Linked DNA regions of Homo sapiens: region 1 is linked to region 2. A link is an interaction called in ENCODE POLR2A ChIA-PET data of the cell type or tissue named here. Cell type or tissue: A673. All regions are shown on one strand.

Region 1 (5,000 bases), 120 kb before region 2:
TGGTGCTGCAGTGCATTATGGCTGCTACCCTTCTAGTCTGTCCTGCTGCTCGTTCTGCCACCTGCCAGCTGTTGCTACCTGAACCTTCTCCTTGCAGCAGTTCTCAGTGTTCTCTTTGCTTGGGAATTGCCTGGGGAGCTAAAAAAAAAAAAAAAAAGCCAAGCCCCACCTCCAGAGGTTCTAATTCATTTGTTTTAGGTTGGGGTCCAGGCATCAGTATTATTATTTTTGACAACCTTATGAGGGGTGTGTGTGTATTTGTGTTTTTGTGGGGGACATGGTCTCACTCTGTTGCCCAGGCTGGAGTGCAGTGGTGTGATCTTGGCTCACTGCAGTCTCCACTTCCCAGGCTCAAATGACCCTCCTACCTAAGCTTCCTAAGTAGCTGGACTACAAGTGCTCACCACCATGCCCAGCTAATTGTTTTAATTTTTTTTTTTTTTGAGACAAGATCTTGCTTTGATGCCCAGACTGGAGTGCAGTGGCACGATCGTGGCTCACTGAAGTCTTGACCTCCTGGGCTCAAACAATCCTCCCACTTCAACCTTCTGAGTAGCTGGGACTACAGGTGTGCACCACCATGCCTGGCTAAGTTTTTTATTTTTTGTATAGATGGAGGTGTCCCTGTCTTGCCCAGGCTGGTCTTGAACTCCTGGACTCAGGTGATTCTCCCACTTTGGCCTCCCAGAGTGCCGGGATTACAGGCATGAGCCACTGTGCCCAACCTATGAGATATATTTTATAGATCATAAAATTTACCCATTTTCCCCTTTTATCTTTAGTTGGCTGCAATGTTTGTACATATTTATGGGATATAGAGTGATATTCTGATATGTTTACAATGTGTAATGATCAAATCAGCATAATTATCGTATCCATCACCTTGAACGTTTGTGCCTGTATTGTGAACATTCAAAATCCTCTTCTAGATTTTTGAAAATACACACTAAGTTATTGTTAGTCATATTCACCCTACAGTGCTATAGAATACTAGAACTTATTCCTCCCATCTAGCTATAATTATTTATCCCTATCCATTAACCTCTCCCTATCTCTCCTCCACCCTATGCTTCCCAGCCTCTAATAACCACAATTCTACTCTCTACTTTTATGACGTTATTTTTTTTGGCTCCCACATATGAATGAGAACATGTGGTATATATCTTTCTGTGTCTGACATATTTCAAAAAATGTCTCATTTTAAGTGTAGAACTCAATGATTTGTAGTAAATTTACAGAGTTGTGTAACCATCACCACAACCCAATTGTAGAACATTTTTGTCACCCCAAATGAGAGCCTTCATACTTCTTTACAGTTAATCCCCATTCCCCCCACCCCCAAAGCCAACCACTCATCTACTTTCTGCCTCTATAGATTCCCGTTTTCTGGCCATTTCATATAAGTGGCATCACCTGTATTATTTTCAGAGCCTCCAGGACTGTCATGTGTAGCTCTGGTTAAGAACCACTGTTACCTCCTAGATCTTTTTCCACTAGTTTTTATTTTTACTATTTTTCTGAGTGGCTCAGAAAACTCAATAGGCCCCTGCCAGGGCTGTCTCTTAGATAATCTGTGAGCTAAATGAGTCCTTGTAAGTTGGACTGAGAACTTAACATTTACAACCTGTTTTTATGGGGATGAGCTTGTCAAAGTCCAAATGTGCTGACCTAGTTTGGAAGGGAGCCTGCACAACCTGTCTTCAGACGCTGTGCACCTCCCCAGCAGCCATCAGTCACAGCACTGAGTCAGAGCCCAGGTGTGGAGGGAGCCCCTGACATTGTGTGGCCTGGCCTTGGGCACTTTTGCTTTAGACTTTTTGTGTGGCTTTTCAGCTCCTCCTAGCCTCTGGCTGCCTCACCAGAGCAGTAAACTGGACTCCTCCTGAGCTCCTTTCCCTTAGGCAGTAGCTCTATGTGGATGTACTGTCTGCATTGCAATATTTTGCAAAATATTTCTCACATATTTTTGCCTGCTTAAATGAGTTTTAAAATCTCAAACTCAGCTGCCTCCAGGTCCAAGCAGGTACCATGAGTGACTGGAGCAGGCTGGGGAATAAGGCACTTGGAATGCCTGAGAGGCCGTTGAGGTGGTTGGTGGCAGAAGGGAGATTTCTTTCAGATTTTGCTATAAGCAAGAATCGGTGGTGGAGCTTTGAGACAGGCCACGTGGTTAGAGCAGGGATAGCAAATAGATTCCATTTCATGTGCCAGAGGGGAAAAAGCCAACTGACCGAACAAAACGCTGCGTGGGTAAGCTTACATGTGCAGGAAAACGATAAACCTCAATTCAATTTAGGGTAAAATGTAACTGTTCATCTTAGTCACTGGAATTCAAATAATATTATCAAGATTAAGTTAAGATTGAGAAGGCTTTTATTGTCATTTAAAGTAAAAATTAAATGTTATAACCCTGTCCTAGAGAAGCTGTAAATACATGGGCAAAATACCATCATTTGGGGAAATAATGCAGAGTATAGAACTATTAGATCTATTTTTCCCACGTCATTGCCAAAATATTTTCTGTTGAATCATTTCCCCCCGTTAAGTATCCTTTTTCTTTTCAGTGTTAGGCATGGGAACAATTTTTTCCCAATAACATCCCTTTAGAGTTCTGTAAACTCTCTTACGGCTTTTAAACTGCTTTGTGGCAGGTATAACAAATTGCTTCATTTTTAAAGTTTCAGAGAGTCGTTTATTTTAAAAATCCAATTAAGTAGATTTTAGATTCCTTCCCAGAAATCTAAGACGACAGCTAATCTAATGAGATAAAACAGTAAAAACTCATTCAGTAGTCCTCCAGCTCACTATGAAATCAAACTATTGCATCCAAACTGGGCTCAGAGGCTCAGGTGGATTTTGTAAACACTTGTAACGGGAGGTGACAGTGTTGCACAAAATCAGATTCCCAGCAGAATGAAATCCACTGCCTAGCCCTGGGTGGGCTCTGTAATTTCACTGTGAATACAAATCATGTTGCATGCAGTAATGTTTATGTTGTTACCCTACATACAATATTCAGATCCTTGGTAGATTAGTCACAGTCTGTCTTATTTCTCAAAAATGCGTCAGATATTTCCTGGTAACTAGCATTGAAAATGAGCTCATTAAAAATTCTCTCCATGCTTCATTTTTTCATTTTAATTGACGTATCAGTCAGTGTGCAAGTGTAAAAGCCAGCAGAACAGTGATCTCTCATGTGAAATTGTAAACCAAAAACCAACAGCCCTGTGAGCCCAGAGGCAGTGGGAGCCATTGATGTTTGATGCTAGTGTTGGCGCCTCGGCCACATATTTGCCATCCTTGGGTTGGGGGTGCTCTTGGTGGTAGAAAGATGAGCCCCTGCTCTCAAGGCCCCAGAATGGCTGAAAGGATTGAAAAGGAGCAATTTGGCAAAAGTCTTGAAAAGCCAGCGTCTCTCAACCTCTGAAATGCAAGTTGGGAAAACGTAGAAATCCCCCTTCTGAGTAAGAAGAATTTGGATTTGGGAAGTGATTAAAAAGGATTGAAGTTTCATGGGAAAATGGACTTCACTTGTACATAGATCAGGGGTCAGCAAACTCTGGTCTGTGGGCTAAATGCGGCTGCTGCAGGCTCAGAATGGTTTTGGCATTTTTAAATACTTGAAAACATTAAAAGAGGAACAGTAGTTCATGACGTACGATAATTAGGCAAAATTCACATTTCAGTGTCCATAAATAAAGGTTTATTGGGGCACAGCCAGGTCCGTTCATTTATACAATGTCTGTGGCAGCTTTTGTGCTGCAGTGGCAAGCTGAGTCATTACATAGAGACAGTATGGTCTGCAAGCCTGAAATGTTTATTGTTGCTGAACTCTTGGGTAGAGAACTGTGTTTATTTAGGTCTTGTCCCGAAATATGTTTATCAGTAGAGACCAGAAAGCAAACAGTGATTAAAATACTTCAGTGTTTTTGAGGAGGTGAGTGGATGGAGGTGCGTAGGTGCAGGAGGGACATAACTTCTGATTTCTTCCTGTCACCAGTGTCACCAGCACTGGGCTGTGCCTCCGCATTTGGACTGAATTATCAGAGGCAGCCACCCCTGTTCATTTTGGCAGCTGCTGCTTGCCTATGAGGCAGAATGTCGAGGAAGAGAAAATACACCTCCAGCCCAGCCTCACCCATCCTCAAAGTGATTCTAAAAAGTTAGCTATCAAGGTTTGCACCACATCCTGCAAGAGTTACTAATAGAGACCTGGGGTTGGCCAGCATTTTCTGTAAATGGCTGGATAACAAATATTTTGAGCTCTGCAGGTCATACGGTGATGTCTTTCGCAACAACTCAGTTCTGCTGTTGAAGCTCAAAAGCAGCCATAGATAGCACACAAATGCATGAGCCTGGCTGTGTTCCAGTGAAACTTCTGTAATACACTGAAATGTGAATTTCATAAAATTTTCATGTGTTACCAAATATTATTATTTTGTTTTTTTCCAATCATTTTAAAATAACCATTCTTCTGAGCTTTCTGAACATAAAAAATGGGCGGTGAGCTAGATTGAGCCTGCGGGTATAGTTTGCTGACCCCTGGTTTAGATAAACTAAGTGTAGGCCTTGCTAGTCAGGCCCTCTGGGTTTGAATCCCACAATCCCACTTATTAGTGCTGGGGTCCTAGGCAAGTTACCTTTCAAGACCTCACTTTCCTTATAGGTAAAATGGGGGAAATAGTGGTTCCTACCCAATAGGGTTGATGTGAGAATTAGAGTAGATGTAAGTGCCAGCCCAGTGTCTGGGGCATAGAAAGCACCCAGCAAATATGGCTGCTACTGTTGGCTATTATGAAGGCTCAAGTAGATCCCTACAGCCTTGGAGGAACCGTTTGTGATGTGGAGGTTTGACGGTCTTCAACTGTCTTCAGTCCACAGTTCAATTAGATTGAATATGAGGCTGGAGGGTTTGGTGGTGCTGCCTTGCTTTCGTGCAGTTAAGTAGAACATGGTATATCCACAGAATAGGTTAATGTACAGGCATAAAAAGGGAGGTG
Region 2 (5,000 bases):
GCTGGTCTCAAACTCCTGGCTTCAAGCAATCCTCCCACCACAGCCTCCCAAAGAGCTGAGATTATGGCCCTGAGCCACTGTGCCCAGCCAGCATTGTGATTTTCTAAAGGCTTGCAGGGTACATTATATTTATTTCCTTCCTTCCTTCCTTCCTTCCTTCCTTCCTTCCTTCCTTCCTTCCTTCCTTCCTCCCTCCCTCTCTCCATTCCTTCCTTTCTCTCTTCCTTCCTTCTTCTCCTTTCCCTTTCCCTTTTCCCCTTTCCCCTTTCCTTTCCTTTCCTTCTTTCCTTTCCTTTCCTTCTGACGGAGTCCCACTCTGTCACCCAGGCAGGAGTTAAGTAGTGTGATATTGGCTTACTTTACTCCACCTCCTGGGTTCAAGCAATTCTCCCACTTCAGCCTCCCGAGTAGCTGGGACTACAGGCACCTGCCACCACATCTGGCTAATTTTTGTATTTTTTTAGTAGAGACAGGTTTTCACCATGTTGCCCAGCCTGGTCTCGAACTCCTAGGCTCAAGTGACCTGCCTGCCTTGGCCTCCCAAAGTGCTAGGATTACAGGCATAAGCTATATACTTTTATTTTTATTTTTTAGCAAAAAGCAGAAACATAGGCTGGGCATGGTGGCTTATGCCTGTAAGTCCAGCTACTCAGATTGGGAGGCTGAGGTGTGCAGATCACTTGAGCCCAGGAGTTCGAGACCAGCCTGGGTAACATGGCAGGATTTTTGTATTTTCTACTAAAAAAAAAATGCAAAAATTAGCTGGGTGTGGTGGCTTGCATCTGTGGTCCTAGCTGCTGGGGAGGCTGGTGAGACCAGGTGAGCCAAGATTGCACCACTGCATTCCATCCTGGGGACAAAGCCAGACCCTGTCTCAAAAAAATATAGCAGAAACATGTTGTGATTTAAACATTTAAAAGAGATTGTGAGCTTTACATTTGTGTTTTGGTATTTAAAATTTTGGGGTCCATATTTTTTCCAACCTCCAAATGCCTTCTGTGTGCCTTGGATGTTGGGTACTGGCAGGAAGTGCTATGGACTGGGTTCCTCATTGTCTCACCTGTGGATCATCCCTCCCCTTTACTGGGGCCTCTGAGTGGCAATCGAATACATGACCATGGGCAGGAGGGAGGGATGGCGGGATGAGGGAGGGACTGCAGGGCTGAGATTCCCAAAGCATCTTTCAATTCTACAGCATCCCAATGTCCCCCGACTCACCTGACCAGCAATGTAGATGGGTAGGAAGATCCAGGCCAACATCAGCACAGAAAACAAGCCCTGCTCAAGAAAACACAGTCAGGACTTGGCCCCCAGCTCACAACAAGGTACCCATTTGGATTTCCCTCTGCGCCCTGAGGCAGCCTGGCCTGAACTCCACCTCTGGTGTAGTCTCTTACTCGCTGAGTGGTTCACCTGTGCTGGCCTTCAAATTTCCTTTTTTAACATGGGGAATGGATTCGGGAAGGAAGAGGAGAGTGGAAAAAGAAGGCCTTTGCGATGCTTCCTAGTTCTGTGTCTCCTAAACATCATGTCATCACTTCATCCAGTTGTGCCCCCTCCCCTCCTCAGCAGTGATTAAAACAAGACCATGACAGCAGGCAGATCTGGGTTCAAAGACGACCACAAGAGTTAACACAGGTCTCCGAGACTCATTTTTCTCACCTGGAAAATGGGCATATCAGTGCCTCACTAAGTGGTTGCAAGGAAATCAGGAAGATGATACTTAATGAGTACTGTATGCCAGGCGCCTCTCTGCACCCTTTACAAGCATTAATTCATTTGACCCTCATAATGGTTCTACATAACAGGTACCATTAATATGCCTATTATGTACATGAGGCTCAGAGAGGTTAAGAAACTTGCCCAGCTGGGTGCGGTGAGTCACGCCTGTAATCCCAGCACTTTGGCAGGCAGAAGCCAGTGGATCGCTTGCACCCAGGAGTTTAAGACCAACCTGAGCAACATAGTGAAATTCCCGTCTCTACAAAAAAATATGAAAATTAGCTAGGCATGGTGGCGTGCACCTGTGGTCCCAGCTACTTGGGAGGCTGAAGTGGGAGGATGGTTTGAGCCTGAGAGGTGGAGGTTGCAGTGAGCCATGACCACACCACTGCACTCCAGCTTGGGCGACAGAGCGAGACCCTGTCTCAAAAAACAAAACAAAACAAAACAAACAAGCAGAAATAACACTTGCCACCCAAGGTCACACAAAAAGCAACTTGCTGCTGAAGTTTATACGTGTTGGAGCAAGAATGTAAACCCAGGCAGTGTGGGTCTAATTTGTAAATGAATCCTATAATGTGATAGCATATGGAACATATCAAAGTCTGTTCCTGGCATAGAATAAGCATCCAAAAATATTGGACATTATGAAGGCAATGATCATTATTAATAATCCCCTCCCTGCCCTGACCCCAGTAAAAATCATATCCCAAATGAGCCCTGCTATATACGAGAGTGTATCTTATCCCTTGAGTATCTCAGAGGTAGCAAACAAAGTCAAAAACTACTGAGCTGTAAAATTTTTGTGATGGCCGATTGACGTCTAAAGTACACAGAAATACGCTTCAGTCTTCACCATCTTTCTTCTGCATCTCTAGGACAGGAATCTGAGCCCTCTTCTTCACACACCCTTTTTTTTTTTTTTTTTTTTTTTGTGAGACAGAGTCTCACTCTGTCGCCCAGGCTGAAGTGCAGTGTTACAATCTCACCTCACTGCAGCCTCTGTCTCCCAGGTTCAAGTGATTCTCCTGCCTCAGCCTCCTGAGTAGCTAGGATTACAGGCATGCACCACCAAGCCTGGCTAATTTTTGTATTTTTAGTAGAGATGGAGTCTCACCATGTTGGCCAGGCTGGTCTCAAACTCCTGACCTCAAAAGATCCGCCCACCTTGGCCTCCCAAAGTGCTGGGATTACAGGCCTGAGCCATCGCGCCCAACCCACTATTGTTTTTTTTTTGTGTTTTTTGGGTTTGTGTGTGTGTGTGTGTGTGTGTTTTTTTTTGTTTTTTTTGTTTTGTTTTGTTTTGTTTTTTTGTGGGGAGGGGGACGGAGTTTCACTCTTGTCACCCAGGCTGGCGCGCAGTAGTGCAATCTCTGCTCACTGCAACCTCCGCCTCCCGGGTTCAGATGATTCTCCTAACTCAGCCTCCCGAGTAGCTGGGATTACGGCGCCCGCCATTACACTCGGCTAATTTTTTGTATTTTTAGTAGAGACGGGGTTTCGCCACGTTGGCCAGGCTGGTCTCGAACTCCTGACCTTAGGTGATCCACCTGCCTTGGCCTCCCAAAGTGCTGAGATTACAGGCGTGAGCCACCGCGCCTGGCCCCACCATTCTATTTTTAAAGTGCAGGGCATTCACACAACTTTCCCCTGAGATCTACCTGTTAGGTAGAGGTAAGATGTCATCTATGCCCTAGGTAAAATACTTACATTAAGTTCATAAGCTGATACAGAAATGCCCGTAGCAGCACCTGACCCTGCCAGGCCAATGAAATGTCCACTTCCAACATTGCTGGCAAACAAGGATGCACCCACCTGTGGGGAGATGGACGGGTCAGATCTTGGAGACAAAGTCAAGGGTACCTGCTCCCCACCCCCAATTATTTCCATGCTCCAAAGGGACAGAGAAGAGAAGTAGAGGAAGGCAGGGCCACCCCTAGCCTATCTGGCATTTTTGTTTACATTAGAATGAGATTCTTCTTCCCCAAGACTCTTACTTGGTCAGAGCCCACCTGTCAGAAATTGGTAGAATAAATATTCAGGACTACAGGGCCTAAAATGCAGATTGCACCCTGTAGGGTTGTGCAGTGCACAGCTTCAACAACTATATGCAGTATCCCTGCGGGGGTCGGGGGTCGGGAAAGAAGGTGACAGGTAATGTAGAAAGTGATTCATGATGAGAATCAGGAAGCCTGTGTTACTCCCCCAGATCTGCTTCTTACTTATCAAAGTAGATAGTCTTCTTGGTATAGCACTAAATGGCTAGTGCTGTACTTGCTGATGCCAATCCCTGGTCTCCCTGGTCTCAACTGATTGGGCTGGACAGGCCTGGGTACCTGGCCCAAGCTGAGCAAATTATATTCTCTTTCCTGGGAATTTGGAACGGGGACACCGTCTCTGCGGGTCCCTTGGACTGGAGATATTGAACCAGTGAGGTGTGTGTGTGCTGGGGGTGAGGGAGTGGTGTGGAGGCATGTTTCACCCTGTGCTGCTCATCACTGCCAGTTCAGAGACAGGGGAGAATGAGACCTGCAAGAAAGGCAGGTCCAGCCGGGCGCTCTGGCTCACGTTTGTAATCCCAGCACCTTGGGAGGCTGAGGCAGGCGGATCACTTGAGGTCAGGAGTTTCAGACCAGCCTGGCCAACATGGTGAAACCCCGTCTCCACTAAAAATACAAAAGTTAGCTGAGCGTGGTGACACATGCCTATAATCCCAGCTATTCAGGAGGCTGAGGCAGGAGAATCGCTCGAGCCCGGGAGGTGGAGGTTGCAACGAGCCGAGATTGCACCACTGCACTCCAGCCTGGACGACAGAGACTCCGTCTCAAAAAAAAAAAAAAAGGCAGATCCAGTGAGGAGGGGAAAGGAGGGAGCAAGAAGAAAAAGAGGAGGAGGAGGAAGGAAAGGAGGAGGAGAAGGGTGAAGGAAGAGAAGAGAGGAGAGAGAATTGTGAAAGAGCCATTTTACCTCCTTATTGACTTTCCTGTCTCTGCTTCTTATCAAATTCTATTTCATGGATTTCATGTTTATCCTTCTGTCAGTATCATATTCTTTTGATTACTGTAGCGTTGTAGTAAGTTTTCAAATTGGGAAGTGTGAGTCTCTTTTTTTTTTTTTTTGAGGCGGAGTCTTGCTGTCTCCCAGGCTGGAGTGCAGTGGTGTGATCTCAGCTCACCGCAAGCTCCATCCCCCAGGTTCATGCCATTCTCCTGCCTCAGCCTCCCGAGTAGCTGGGACTACAGGCGCCCGCCACCACGCCCGGCTAATTTTTTTTTTTT

The links. Peaks named below come from ENCODE experiments on the same cell type or tissue, not always from the same donor. Only the 100,000 strongest peaks of a DNase experiment are listed, where the experiment ranks them.
Region 1: POLR2A ChIA-PET joins it to region 2 with 19 read pairs; 3 of 35 experiments call an interaction of 5 or more read pairs at or near these places.

Annotation. Positions count from the first base shown.
Region 1 is chr16:24,985,929-24,990,928 of GRCh38, reverse strand. The region is part of intron 1 of ARHGAP17 (Rho GTPase activating protein 17); the gene reads left to right. Among named protein-coding and RNA genes, the nearest start is that of ARHGAP17, 27 kb to the left of the region's middle. RefSeq lists an enhancer at 1,878-2,481. In A673, no CTCF peak of the experiment used is centred here; DNase peaks (open chromatin) are centred at 2,168 and 4,058; H3K4me3 peaks cover 2,846 bases; H3K27ac peaks cover 4,831 bases.
Region 2 is chr16:24,868,438-24,873,437 of GRCh38, reverse strand. SLC5A11 (solute carrier family 5 member 11) reads right to left here. Exons shown (of 17, transcript NM_001352248.3): 5 at 3,433-3,537; 6 at 1,219-1,278. Among named protein-coding and RNA genes, the nearest start is that of SLC5A11, 25 kb to the right of the region's middle. In A673, no CTCF peak of the experiment used is centred here; no DNase peak of the experiment used is centred here.